3 separate regions of the Mus musculus genome follow, and all the other regions are linked to region 2. The links are chromatin contacts, found by Hi-C or POLR2A ChIA-PET in ENCODE. All regions are on one chromosome and are shown on one strand. Each heading gives the region's core, a stretch centred on a gene start or an enhancer-like site at or near the end of the contact. The rest is flanking DNA. Distances are from core to core; before and after follow the strand shown. Region 1 holds the start of Trpv2 (transient receptor potential cation channel, subfamily V, member 2). Region 2 holds the start of Cenpv (centromere protein V). Region 3 overlaps Pigl (phosphatidylinositol glycan anchor biosynthesis, class L).

Region 1 (4,769 bases), core at 1,815-4,314, 36 kb after region 2:
GTCATACACGGAGCACTTAGCATGGTATCAGACACAATGAGTGCTTAATACATGTTGTTGTTATTGTTGTTGTTTTGAAGTCTCACTATGTAGCTCTGGCTGGCCTGGAATTCACTGTGTAGCCTAAGTTGTCCTTGAATTCAGAGATTTGCTGTTTCTGCCTCCTGAGTGCTGGGATTAAAGGCACATTCCATCATGCCCAGCAAATCAATCAATCAATATATATGGGTATTTTACTTGCATGTATGTCTGCACATCATGAACATACCTGGTGCTTGCAGAGGCCAGAAAAGGGTATCATATCCGTTGGAACGAGAATTACAGAGCCTCCCTGTGGGGGCTGAGAATTGAACCTGAGTCCTCTATAAAAACAATTTCTTAGTTACTTTCCTATGGATATGACAAAACACCATGACCAAGGCAATTTGTGAAAGAAAGTGTTAAGTTTGAACTTACATTTTCAAAGAATTATAGGTCATGATGGTGCTGCAAAGGCATGGAGGCAGGAACAACTCAGTGTTTACATCTTGATCAGCAAGGAGGACACAGAAATGGAACACTGGGAATAACGTCTTTAAAAACCTCAAAGCTCACTCCCAGTGACACACCTCCTCCAACAAGGCCACACCTCCTAATCCTTCCCAAAGAGTTCTACTAACTGGAGACCAAGTATTCCAACATGATATTATGTAGGAACATTCTCATTTAAACCACCACAAGCGGCTAGGTCTTAATTGCTCAGCTGTTTCTCAAGCCCCCTTTACTATTTATTATTAATTTCTATCGTGCATTTATATTTACATGATGCATGTGTGGTTGTGTTACAGGACAACTTTGTGGAGTCAAGTCTGTCCTTCCAACTTTACATAGGTTCTAGGGACCAAATTCAGGTCACCAAGCTTGCATGACCAATGCCCTTTCCTGATGAGTCATCTTACTGGCTTTATTTTAAACATAAAGCCACAGCATTAAGATTTAAAAAATTCACCAGGCAGTGGTGGCACACTCCTTTAATCCCAGCACTTGAGAGGCAGAGGCAGGCGGATTTCTGAGTTCGAGTCCAGCCTGGTCTACAGAGTGAGTTCCAGGACATCCAGGGCTACACAGAGAAACCCTGCCTTGAAAAAAAAAAAGATTTAAAAAATTCTATTTCCAAGGGAACTGCAACCCTATAGGTGGAACAACAATATGAACTAACCAGTACCCCGGAGCTCTTGACTCTAGCTGTATATGTATCAAAAGATGGCCTAGTAAGCCATCACTGCAAAGAGAGGCCCATTGGACTTGCAAACTTTATATGCCCCAGTACAGGGGAACGCCAGGGCCAAAAAGGGGGAGTGGGTGGGTAGGGGATTGGGGGTGGGTGGGTATGGGGGACCTTTGGGATAGCATTGAAAATGTAAACGAGGAAAATACCTAATAAAAAAAATTCTATTTCCCATTCTGCTGCCCTCAGTTGCTTCAAGAATTCTCTTTCAGAGGCTTCACCTCACTCAGGAGAAGTTGGAGCCTTGTCTTCATAGAAAAAAAAAAAAAAAAAAAAAAAAAAAAAAAAAAAAAAAGCTAATATGAAGTAACTGCTTAAAAAAAACAGAGTTTGTTAAAGGAAATTTTAAGCATAGATTTAAACATTTATGAAGTTGATTGCTTAAATGCATATACGTGGCTTGGTTCCTGCTGCAAGGAGTCACCTCTTGGGGCCTCGCCCAGCTAAACAGAAGTGCTGGCATTACTCTGCACTTGCAGTCCTAAGCACATTTGAGCAACAGTGGATGGCTAAGTATGTTATTATAGGGGGCAGGCAGCACAGTACAAATCAGCCTCTGCCAGGGGCAAGGCAGGTGTCTTAGGAGTACGTTTCTAGGGCCCCTCCCCCCAGTTTAGGGTCTAGCTGGTCTAGCTCTACTGAGAGGAAGTGATGTTTAAACAGAAAATAGAGCAGGAAGCTGTGGTAGAGGCTGGCCTGGCATGCCCATGTTCAAGCACTATAAAACCAACAAAGAAACACAAACACAAGCAGAAGATGCTTAGAACTAAGGTATGTGGCCATGATGGCGATGCTACTGTGTGTGTGCGTATATGTGTGTGTGTGTGTGTGTGTGTGTTGCTTGTTGCTCCTAGCAGGTGAGACAGCTTGTACTACAGAGAAAACAGGACATATTTGGGAAGAGTGGAGGGCCATGCCAGCTAGTATTTGCTGAGTTTTGCCTTACAGTGGACTCATCTGAAAGATGACCAACCATGGAGGCACAGTTATAACACCAGCACTGTAGAGAGAGAGGCAGGAGGATTGCCACAGTTGGTTTCATATCAAGTCCTTGCCGCAGGTAAAAGTGTAAACCAAACTAAAATCTAAATAGCTGCCGTGGCTAATGACTGCCATACTGGACGGTACAGGTCTGGAGTGTAGCATGGTGAAGGTGACATGACTGGGGCGGGCCTCTGGGCTGCATGAGGTTGTTGTATGAAGTTTGGGTTTTATTTTTAGTGCTATGAAAAAGTGGCTTGGAGGTGGGGGTGACATTAATTAATTAATTTTTGTTATTTAGTTTTTCTTTGATTACTGATACTGGGGGTCAAACACAGGGCCTTACATATGCCACTAAGTCTACCATTAAAGCTAAACGCTGGCCCCTGGTTTATATTTTTAGCAGACCACCTTAGTTGGTATAAGAATGGGGTGTGACGTATGAGTGTAGCAGCGGAGAAGCAGGGGGACCGGTTTGGTAGAACATTCTCACGGGAGAGAAATTAGTGCTTTGGACCAATCAAACAAAATTTGGGATGTGGAGCAAGGACAGAGGTCTTCCGGCGAAAAAGAGAGGGAGAGCTGGTCCTTGTTCTCCCTGGCAGTGCCGGGGCTGTACAATTTCAGCCATTCCTGTTGGCCACACGGTTGCCACCTGCTGGCTGTTTCTGGAAGTGCCCTTGTAAATGGATACTCGGGGGATCCCTGGGGTCAGGACGCTGAGCGAATCTTCCTTAGATGGAAATAATGGCTGGATGGGTTGGGCTGCATTCTCTGGGGCAAATGCTAGACTGAACCTCTTCTCTCTCTGGGGCTATCCCATTCTTCTCTCCCTTGGGTCGGACAGTGATGAACCAAATGGCCGGGGGAGGGCACACGGTGTTAAGAATCAGGAGGGGTGGGCGTCAGTGTTTTAGGGCATGAATCCCACACCTGTGCCAGCTTCCACCCAAGCCTAGGTCCCACCACCCCAGAACTTCCTCTGACTGCCCCAGGGGCTTCTCTGGCTACAGTTGTGGGTGGAAGTGCACCGATGGAGGAGCAGGGCGTGTCTCGCGAAAGCAGGGTGTGGCCAGTGGTCCTGATGATCAGCCCAGTGGCCAGTCACTGGTCCTTGACAGGTTGGCGTTAAGCCCGCACTATCCACTGTGTGCGACGAACAGGTGGAGGGTGGACGATACAGAGAAAGCTACGGCCAGCTACGGAGGCTTCCGCGGCACTTCCTCTCTCAATCCCCGCTGCTGGAGAGTCCCGCTAGGCTTGGTGATCCTGGCTTGTAGTCTGCTGCCGCTACGCCTTGACTTCAGCCTGAGGGGTAAGTCGATGGGCTATTTCAGGATGTCCTAGGGGTTGCGTCTGGAAGTATGACAGTGAATGATTGGATTGGTCTCCCGGCATCTCCATCTTGGAATAAGGGTCTGCGTGGGATCTGGCTCCCTGAACCTCCAGGCCTCTTTCTCTGCTGCCAGAATGGGGATCCCAGGAGGTAAGGTAGACAGCCTCTGGAAGACAGTTGTTGCTGCTGGGGGTTGGGAATGATGTCAGACGCAGCGTCTGCCAGGATTTGCTTGAGGGTGGAAGCTAGACTGCGCAAAAGGAGGATGCCCATGTCCTACTAAGGTGGGCAGAGAAGTGAAACCTCAGTCAGGCCCCCTGGCTATTGTGGAAAATGCCCCACCCAGTTCTCTGAGTGTACTGGGATCCTGTAACAAATTGAGAGTGGGCCGGGGCCACACTACCGCTTCCTCTCTTGGCCCTGTTTTTTTCTGTCCCTTATTTCTACCAACCTGTTCCCTGCCCCTTTTTCCTACCCCCACTGTCTTCTGACCGGCTCTGATTCTTTCCTTCCGGTTTCTGAACTCTGAGGAAGACAGAGGCTCCCCAGCTCTAACTAGGTCCCAGCCCCGGCCACGTGATGGAGGCTGTGGTTGCTGTTTCTGTTGAGGGTGAGGTTAGCTGTCAGCTAACCCCAGACCCAGTGTGCAGTTTGAGGTGGGAAGGCAGATAGCGCTTGCCAGCTCTAAAGCCCCTTCGGAGGTGGTGTCTTATACCCTCAGATATGAGTCAGACTGGAAACGAACGTAATTGGGTTCTGAGAACTGAAGAGGACCATCAGGACACGAAGCGAGGTGGCAACTCACTTCTCTTTTCTGAGTCGCGGTTGTTCTGGCAGCAAAAGGAAGGGTCTGATAGACCAGTAGTTCCCTGGATCGCTCCCTCTCTACATTAAGGGTTTCGTGGCCTGTGCTGGCCAAACAACTGAAGTTTTATCTGTCTGTACCATTGGGCACTGGGCTTGATATCAGGTAGAGAATGGGTGGGGTTGTGAACACAAGCATTCTCACCCCTAAATAGGATTTGAGTCTTCTTGAACATCAGAAATTCCCAAGGGGGATAAAGACAGTCCTGACTTCCTGTGAGATAATATCAAAGTGACAACTCTGTCAGGTCCCTGCTCCCAGCACATCTTCCTGACACTGCCTCTCTCCTTCACCGCTGATTTTCCCTCTTGGAAAGCTAA
Region 2 (4,402 bases), core at 1,767-4,266:
ACTCTTCTAAGCCAATTTGAGAAGATAAAATACTCACTTGCAGTCAAAGATGTGTAAGTCTGCTGAAGCCCAAACTTCAAAACGAACTGCTCCACAGTGGCAGCCTCCTGTGTGCTTCACCAGGCCCTGGTACTCACTAAATGAAATAAAAACTAGAGCATAAAAATTTCTAAGAGACAAGCAGGGGTTTTATGGCCTGGCTCCTTCACGCTGACTTTTTGTTCTTAAAATAAAGCCAGGCTCATTCATATATATATATATATATGACATATATATATGTCATATATATATATATATATATATATATATATGACAACCAGGTGCATCTCATAAAAGAGGTTCAGTATTTTCACTGGGAACTGTCTTGAATTTTATGACTGCAAAATAAAATATACCCAGAATTCAGTAAATATGAGGCTATGAGAGAAGTCTGGCACATTTGCTCCCACTCCCAACATTTTTATTTATATGTCAACTAATTAGTTTTCTTTCTTTCTTTCTTTCTTTCTTTCTTTCTTTCTTTCTTTCAATTACAAGCTTAGGACCAAGATAAAAACTTTACCAGCCTTAAGCAGCCACTAGGCAAACAGGCCAAATAATATTCAGTTTTGATTGTAATAAAGATGGTAACAAGTGGCTATGAAAAAGTAAGACAGGTCGCCAAGTTGCCTTCTGCGGGGCAACAAAGGCTCCTCTAACTCCACTCACTCTCCTCACGCTTCCCAAATCCATGGCTTTTCACACAACTGTATACAGTTGGAGCCAGCCCCATAACTCAACAGTAAGATTCAGTGGACATCCTGAAGCCCCTTCCCCAAAAGACTAAATATTCTGGCCAGAAATAAACGAGACAATGTTTCGCTGTGACTTCTGATTAACCACCACAGGGAAAAACAGCAAATAGCCGCTTCAATTTGCCATCTGACTAGAGGCAAAACTGAAAGCTCGCCCAGGTTTCTCTAACAAGTTAACATCTCATTTTCTTCTTCTATATACAATGTTTATTGTAAAAAAAAAAAAAAAAAAAAAAAAAAAAAAGCCAAACAGTTTAATAACACATTGAGAACCCTCCACCCCTGTGATCATCCCACTTAGAGAGCCCGTATTTGCTATCCATTCCTCCAATTTTTTGCGATATTGGAACCAAATGTTAGTGTATTTAACATACGTTTTCTTTGTATAAAAGTTAGCTTAAAAGACCATAGAGTGGATGTAAGCAAGCATACAGCACGCTATTCTGGTGAGTGAAATGCCTCTTTTCCTGCCAATATTTTTAGTATCTTTTTTAAAGATCATTACCATTTTGTTTTAGGGGAAAATATTACCTAAAAATTTTTGCTTTGTGTGTGTGTGTGGGGGGCTTTTTTGTTTCCTTTTGAGACAGGGTGTCAGTGCAGCTCAAGCTGGCCTCAAATTAACTATGTGGTCAAGGATGACCTTGAACTTGTAGATCTTCCTGCCTCCACCTTCCAAGTGCTGGGCTTACACACGTGGACCTCCTTCTCGCTGGCTTGCTTCTGTTTTCCTTTCTCTCTTTCTCTTTCTCTTCGGAGAAAGGATCTATCTCTGTAGCCCAGGCTGCACTTGAAATCACTGTACTCCTCCGCCTCGGCCTCCTGAATGCTAGGATTGTCGGCATGTGCTACTGTGCCCAGCTCTACTGAGTTTTATATAGTATCATTTAGATCTCCCAGTAGCTAGTACACAACAGGTACTCCGTGTTATATTTCATTTTTTTTAAGTTTTAACTGATTTTTGTTTTAATGTTTTAAAGCATTCAATTTATAGCCCAAGGGGATAAAATTGAATAAACGAAACAGATAGAAAGCTAACTAAATACTCCAGTTCTTAGAGGATCCACCAAAACCAAGAGAACTAATTCTGGGACAAAGACAAAAGAGCATCTTGTTGTTATGAAAAGTAGTTCAGGTTGTTAAACAATTGTTGGGTTAACGTTAGTTTTCTTTGTCTTTTATTGTTCTTTTTAATTCATCTGCGAGTGAGGGCTATAAGACAAGGGTACTGGGTTTTTCTCGGAGCACAATGGGTAAAGGAGGAAGGGGTTCACATTACATTTGCCAAAGAGCAGGCATCTGGCCAGAGTAGTCATCAGCTCTTTTCCCCAATAACGGACCTCAGATCTGCTCCTTAGGCCACCAAAGAAGCTGGAAGCACTTCAGAAGCACAGACTGGGGGAGCTGCCAGCCCGGACCGGGGATGAGAACATAACACCTTAACTCCCCATTCCCCCTGCAAGCGCCCGTCCTGGACAACGCTTTGCGCGCCTTTCCCTCCGAGATCAATAACCGCACCCTGCACCCTCCCTCCGGGGAACTGATTAGAACAACCGGCCTTCGCTCCTCGGGTCACTAAATTCTCCACTTCGACCTTTCCTCCCGCCCACTCCCCGAAAGCACGTGCAAAAACGGGTAAAACGGTCTTGGTAGCTGGCAAGCCGGGGGATGTCTGTTTTTTCACCCTGAGGGGCCCTTCCGCGCACTCAGCCCGACACCGTCCGGAGCAGCCCGCCAACGGCTCAGCACTCAGCCCTCGGGTCCCGCCGCCCGTGCGCACCTCGCGTGTGCCGGCCCGCCGCCCCCGACACACTCACAAGGTGTCCAGCAGCAGCTTGGCGGCGCCCTCGAAGCTGAGCCGTTGCCGCTTCTGGAACGTCTCCCAGCGCTCCCGCTGCTCCCCCAGGTCGAGCGCCGACACCGAGGCGGCGGGGGTGACCGCCGGCGGTGGCTCCTCGGCGGCCGCCTCCTGGGCCCGCGGCGGTGGCTTGGGCCGCGGCTTTGCCGACGGCTGCGGACCGACCGCCCCGCCCCCGCCCCCGGCCCCGGCCCTAGTCCTGCTCCGGGAGCGCTGCGCGCGGCTTTCGCCGCCGCTCAAGCCCCCGGTGGCCCCCGAGCGCCGCTGCTCCCGCGGGCCGGTGGCCACGGCACTGCGAGTCCGCCGCATGTCTCCCTCAGCCGGGCTCGCAGGCCTCTCGGCTCTGCGCGCTCCCGCCGGCCGATGCGCGTCCCCGCCTCCGACAACCTGAAGGCCCCGGGGGTGGTGCGCGGCGCTCCGGAACACGCGAGCTAGGGACCCAACTAAGAGACCCTGGCCGTGGGGCCGGCCGAGCGCTGAGGGTCTAACGAGACCGCGCCTGCACCTGCGCTTGCAGGTAGCGGTGCCCGTTTGATCAGCGAAGGAGCTTCCAGCCTCCACTGACTCCAACCACACATTTCTAACTGGGGACCTGGGTCAGGCCTCAGTTCATAAATTCACGGCCACATCAGAGCTGGCACGCTTGGGTGACTTCGTGGTTTCCAAGGTGGTAACACTACCAACTTGGCAGAGGCCATCATGTACCTAATGTGAGCTAACGTAGTATGTAAATTGTCGGATATCTGCTACTGGAAGCATAAATGACAGCTGGAGTCAGTTTGATCAATGGTCAACAGGTTTTTTGGTGGTTTTGCAGAACTGAGAATAGGACCCACAGCTTTGAGAAAGCACTCTTGCACTGAGCCACATTCCCAGCCCTAGATTTTGTTTTCAATTTTAAGTAAATGGATCCAGGATTACATTCCATTCATAAGCTTTTGCAGAATACCGTATTGACGTTTAAAGACAAAAATCCCAAGAACCATCCACTGCGGTATCCCAGATAGTCTCCAAACCCTTTCAGTTGTTCTCACACTTTTAAAGAAACGTTTTCTTTTACTCGTTTTTGGTGCATTTTTCATTTTTCAACTTAGTTCTGTTTTTGTTGATTTTATTACAATATAGAGTCCATTTATTATCTTTAATGATGAAAATATGGGTTTTCCCAAATACAGCTTGATTAATTCATAAATCCTCATTAAGTTTTAACACAAAGTTCTCAATAATTGAAACTTCCTAGATGCATAATTTGTTTTGGTGTTTCCTTTGTGCCCGTATCTTAAATGTACAGATTTGCATGCACCAATTCAGATGTGGCATATCCTAGCCACATCTAGACTATCTCCAAAAAGCAAGCAGAAGTGACCACTGTTTTGTTTTGGCTTTTTCTCACTGTGACTTACTTTCGCCTGTTTTGTGTATTTAGAGACAAGGTCTAACCGTGTAGCCCTGGCTGGCCTGGAACTCACGAATAAGGCTCAGGTTTATCTTAGCTCACTGTGATCTGCCTGCCTCCACCTCCTGATACACATTACAGTTTTAAAAATCTTTATTCAGGAGGAGAGCGAAGTATGCGGGTGCATGGGGAGCAGAAGACAGTCTACACCATGAGTTCTCTTCTTGCACCAAACAAGCTGTCTGGTGACAGGCACCTTTACTTGGCTGCCGGGCTTGTTTGAGTCAGGGCTTCATTCTTTAGCCTAGTCTAGTCCTAGACTCACTAAGTAGCTAAGGCTGGCTTCAAACCTGT
Region 3 (4,138 bases), core at 1,319-3,818, 44 kb before region 2:
CTGGAATTGGCTCTGCAGAACAGGCTGGCCTCGAACTCACTGTCAGTCCTTGATACTTACCAGGAATCAGATGACAGGTTTATTGTGAGGCCATGCTATCACCGTGTTAGGTGTCCATGTAGGGTCCAGGTGAGGGAGTTAAACTTTTCCTTAGTCTGGTATGTCTGATAAGTTCTTTGGCCTGGTTATGATTTCAATACAACCATGTGCCCCTACTGTCTCAATTCACCCCTGTTTAAAAAATAAATGTCAGCCGGGCGTGGTGGCACACGCCTTTAATCCCAGCACTCGGGAGGCAGAGGCAGGCAGATTTCTGAGTTTGAGGCCAGCCTGGTCTCCAGCCTGAGTTCCAGGACAGCCAGGGCAATACAGAGAAACCCTGTCTCGAAAAACCAAAATAAAATAAAATAAAATAAAAAAAAGTCCATCTTGTATTCAATACTAAAACTTAACAAGTGAGGATTCTTTCCTTGTATCCTTTAAATTGTTTGTTTCTTTGTTGTTTGTTTTGGGGTCTTTTTGTTTTGTTTTGTTTTAATATATACATGGGTGTTTTGCCTGCATGTATGTCCGTGTACCACCTGTAAGCAGTTCCTGTGGAGGGCAGAAGAGGATGTGGGATCCCTTGGGACTAGAGTTATAAAGGGTTTTGAACCACCTTGTCAGTGCTTGGAATACACCTCTCTGGTCCTCTGAAAGAGCAGCCAATATTCTAAATCACTGACCCATCTCTCAGGCCAAGGTGGCTTCCTTTCTTCTCCCAGAGATACTTAGCAGCCTGTGCTATATGGGTTCAACCTAACAGAGAGTGGTTGGCTAGTGCACCCAGGGGCTGCTCTCATCCCCCTTCCTTAAAATTGAGTCTAAAGTTACTTGTAAGTTGGAGTCTCTTAGGACAAAGCATGGCCAGAAAAAACACTGTTTTATATACTGTGGAATAGCGTAGAGCAGATTGCAGCCTGTTCTCAACACCACACTAAACAACACACTGGCAAACTATGAAGTAAAATTTCCTATAAGAGTGCTGCAAGCTTTGTTGCAACAATATGAAGGATGTCTTTGAGAAGGAGAAGCACAGACTACTGATTTCTGTACAGCACTGTGATTCACAATGCCTCAGCAACCTCTGGGTACCTTTTACAAAATGCCAAAGAAAAAGTGGTGGCACATGCCTTTAATCCCAGGACTTGGGAGACAGAGACAGGTGGATCTCCAAGTATGAGGCCAGCCTGGTCTACAGGACTCCACAGGAGTTTGGGCATCTTTCATAAAGCACACAAGGGTCTCCAGTCTACAAGCAGCAGCAGTACTTACAGGTATGTAGAACAGACAGAAACAGGGCCCCAGTGTTCCAGGCTGAACTAACTACTAATTGGTACAACCCATGTATCCAGCAGGCCTTTTCTTCCTCTGTTTTTGGTTTTTGTTTTTTGTCTTTGTTTTTTTTGTTTTTTGTTTTTTTCTAGACAGGATTTCTCTGTGTAGACCAGGCTGGCCTTGAACTCAGAAATTCACCTGCCTCTGCCTCCTAAGTGCTGGGATTAAAGGCGTGGGCCACCGCGCCCAGCTCTTCCTCTGTTTTAGTGTCTTGGAAGAAGGTAAGTGGTCATAAACCCTCCTGCGTCAGCCTGTAGAAGCTTCAGCATACCTGCAAGGACAAGGCCCTGTGACCTGCGGACAGTATTAAGGAAATATTTCCTACAAGTACCTACACTTGTGATTTCCTGGCTCATTTTGCATCGAAGGCTAAAAGAAAAGGCCATTTTATGATTCCACTTGGGAGAGGGAAGCCCTGTGCAGAAAGGGGTCTGTTGGGACATTTAATCAAGGTGCTGACTGTTCCGCTCTCAGGGCATGTTCTTCCTTCTCCTCGTCCTTCTTTCCATTGTTTTATTTCCCCTCTAGGTTTGTCTCACTCTAGAGCCATGGTTCTCCACCTTCCTGATGCTGAGACCCTTTAATACAGTTCCTCATGTGTGGGGACCCCAACCAGAACATTATTTTGTTGCTATTTCAACTGTAACTTTGCCACTGTTATTTATCATGCAATGCTAAGAAACATGTATAACTAGCCATTAGAAATATGCAAATTAGTCAGGTGGTGGTAGCACACACTCTGATCATAGTGCTCAGGAGGCAGAGGCAGGCAGATTTTTTGTGAGTTCAAGGCTACCCTGGTCTACCGAGTGAGTTCTGGGACAGCCAAGGCTTCATAGAGAAACCCTGTCTCAAGAAAACAACAACAAAGAATCATAGATATCTGATATGCACAATATCTCATCTTCAACGCCAAAGGGGATGAGACCCACAAATTGAGAACCACTGCCCTTACTCCACAGAAGTTACTGAACCCTGCTTTCAACTGTTGGGTCCAACCTTTTAGCTTAGATCCATTTCCCTTGTCTTCCCTGGTCCTCCTGTGCTCCAGCAGGAACGCTGCAGGATGGCCTCAGCATGGGGAGACAGCCCCTGCCTCCCTAAATGAGCCCTTGGTGAGGACGGGCCAACTGCTGGGCTCCAACTAAGCTTCCAGGCCCTGGGCCTGCCAAAGCCGTTACACTGAACCCTACTGACCTTTACCCACTTTAGATGACAAAGGAAGTAATTAAGTTTAGAAATGTGCCTGAAGTGGGTGGAGGAGGGGCAGCAGATTCTGCCAGCACTGTGCTAAACAAGCCACAAGACCAAATAAGGGTGTCTGAACCACTTCCATCTGTATGAGAGTTCAGAGTGCAGTGTGCAAAAGTAGGACTTGGTTCTCAGGGAGCTAAGTCGTTACCTAACCCTGCTGGAGCTCTGCTGGAGCTCTGCAGCAGCACCGGTCCTGGTCGCTTCTGCAGAGGCTGTGTCTGAGAGAAGACAAAGCAAACCTCCTCTTGCTAGTGGAGCCCAGGGGCCTCCCTTCTCAGACGTACTGACTGGAGGAGTCTCCTGCACCACAGATTCTCCAGAGTGTTTGCATGGCACTGCTGAGGGACTGTAAAAGTACCAGTAAGGACGAGTCACTAGAATGTGTGAAGGTCAGAGTTTGAGGATATTTCACTATTAGAAAAGCAAGCGTCACAGGCTGAGGCGAGCTTGTTTACTGAACACAGCAGTCCCGGGTGGAGCCGGGAGCTGGGAGCATTTTCCTGTAGCACTAACACTGTTTGCTAAGTCCACCCTCTTCCCGCTCTCAAGGGCTTGTCAAACACAAGGCCTGGCCACAGTCTTCCTCTGCTCCCCTGGATGGTGGCCATCCTCCTCCTCCTCCTCCTCCTCTTCCTCCTCCTCCTCCTCCTCCTCCTCCTCCACCTCCACCTCCTTGTCCTCCTCAGAGGCCTGCGACACTCTCAGCTCCACCAGCTGCCGGTGCGCTTCAGCAACCACTGCCAGCTAGCTGCTCATGCCGCCAGCTCATCATACTGCCTCCTTGGCTTGGAATCCCTGACCTCTTGGCTCTCCTTTCCCTGGGAAATTCCTTCATCCTGCAAGATCCCAAACCTCAGCTCCACTCAGCCCTAAGCATAAAGAGTGACCTATATCCATGTTTGGCTATTGCCTTGGGTATGATACAGAAGTGTGTACTTGGTCCATGTTAGCTAAGTGAACACTGAATTTGTTCTGAGTCTTGCCCTGATGTTTTGGGGTCCCGGGCACCCTTATCTCCAGATACTCACTGTTGTCTGACAAGCCCATGGCTCAGGCTCAGTCTACCACCTGCTTTCTAGCTCAGGGCTTCTATGACATCTCAGTCCTGGGGCACCCAAGTAAGCTCACCTTGAAGTCTGAAGAGCTAACAGGCTACAACCTGCCCTCTGTGTGGAGGTACTGTACATACAGCTTTTTAGACACCCATGGGATCTAATAAGCCATGTATCAAATCAATAAAACCACCCTCCTTCCCAGCTTCCCTCCCTCTATGGCTCACTATCCCTCCCTCTGTGCCTTCCACAGTCCTTGTCTCCAGGTGACAGTGAGGTGGCTTCAGTGTAGGCTCTGCTTTCTGGGAAGCTGAGACTTGGTTATCTCAAGGCTCCAATCTATTGGGAGCTTGTCATTTGGAGGCCCTCCCACTTTATTGCCTTGTTGTGAAAATTCAATTTCTTTTCATATTCCTATTCCTCTTTCACATGAGTTATTCTTTATGTGACAAGCA

The links. Hi-C counts contacts between places; a loop is a spot of excess contacts on that map. ChIA-PET counts read pairs that join two places held with the same protein, here RNA polymerase II (POLR2A).
Region 1: a loop to region 2 is called in a map of left cerebral cortex, with 6 times the contacts of the local background. The contact joins the promoter of Trpv2 here to the promoter of Cenpv in region 2. A Hi-C loop is called at or near these places in 8 of 37 maps with a recorded cell type or tissue (gastrocnemius, heart and left cerebral cortex). POLR2A ChIA-PET finds 5 or more read pairs at or near these places in 3 of 5 experiments (Patski and embryonic stem cell).
Region 3: POLR2A ChIA-PET joins it to region 2 with 55 read pairs in embryonic stem cell. The contact joins the enhancer-like site here to the promoter of Cenpv in region 2. POLR2A ChIA-PET finds 5 or more read pairs at or near these places in 4 of 5 experiments (Patski and embryonic stem cell).

Annotation. Positions count from the first base shown.
Region 1 is chr11:62,572,563-62,577,331 of GRCm38, forward strand. It overlaps Trpv2 (transient receptor potential cation channel, subfamily V, member 2), which reads left to right and starts at 3,065. Exons shown (of 15, transcript NM_001382489.1): 1 at 3,065-3,563.
Region 2 is chr11:62,536,245-62,540,646 of GRCm38, forward strand. Cenpv (centromere protein V) reads right to left here and starts at 3,017. Exons shown (of 5, transcript NM_028448.1): 1 at 2,612-3,017; 2 at 38-136. The coding sequence starts at 2,961.
Region 3 is chr11:62,492,288-62,496,425 of GRCm38, forward strand. All of the region lies in intron 2 of Pigl (phosphatidylinositol glycan anchor biosynthesis, class L), which reads left to right. Among named protein-coding and RNA genes, the nearest start is that of Pigl, 36 kb to the left of the region's middle. Within about 2 kb of position 2,569, at least 2 of the 3 ENCODE cell types and tissues checked have a DNase peak (open chromatin) inside an H3K27ac peak, as active enhancers do.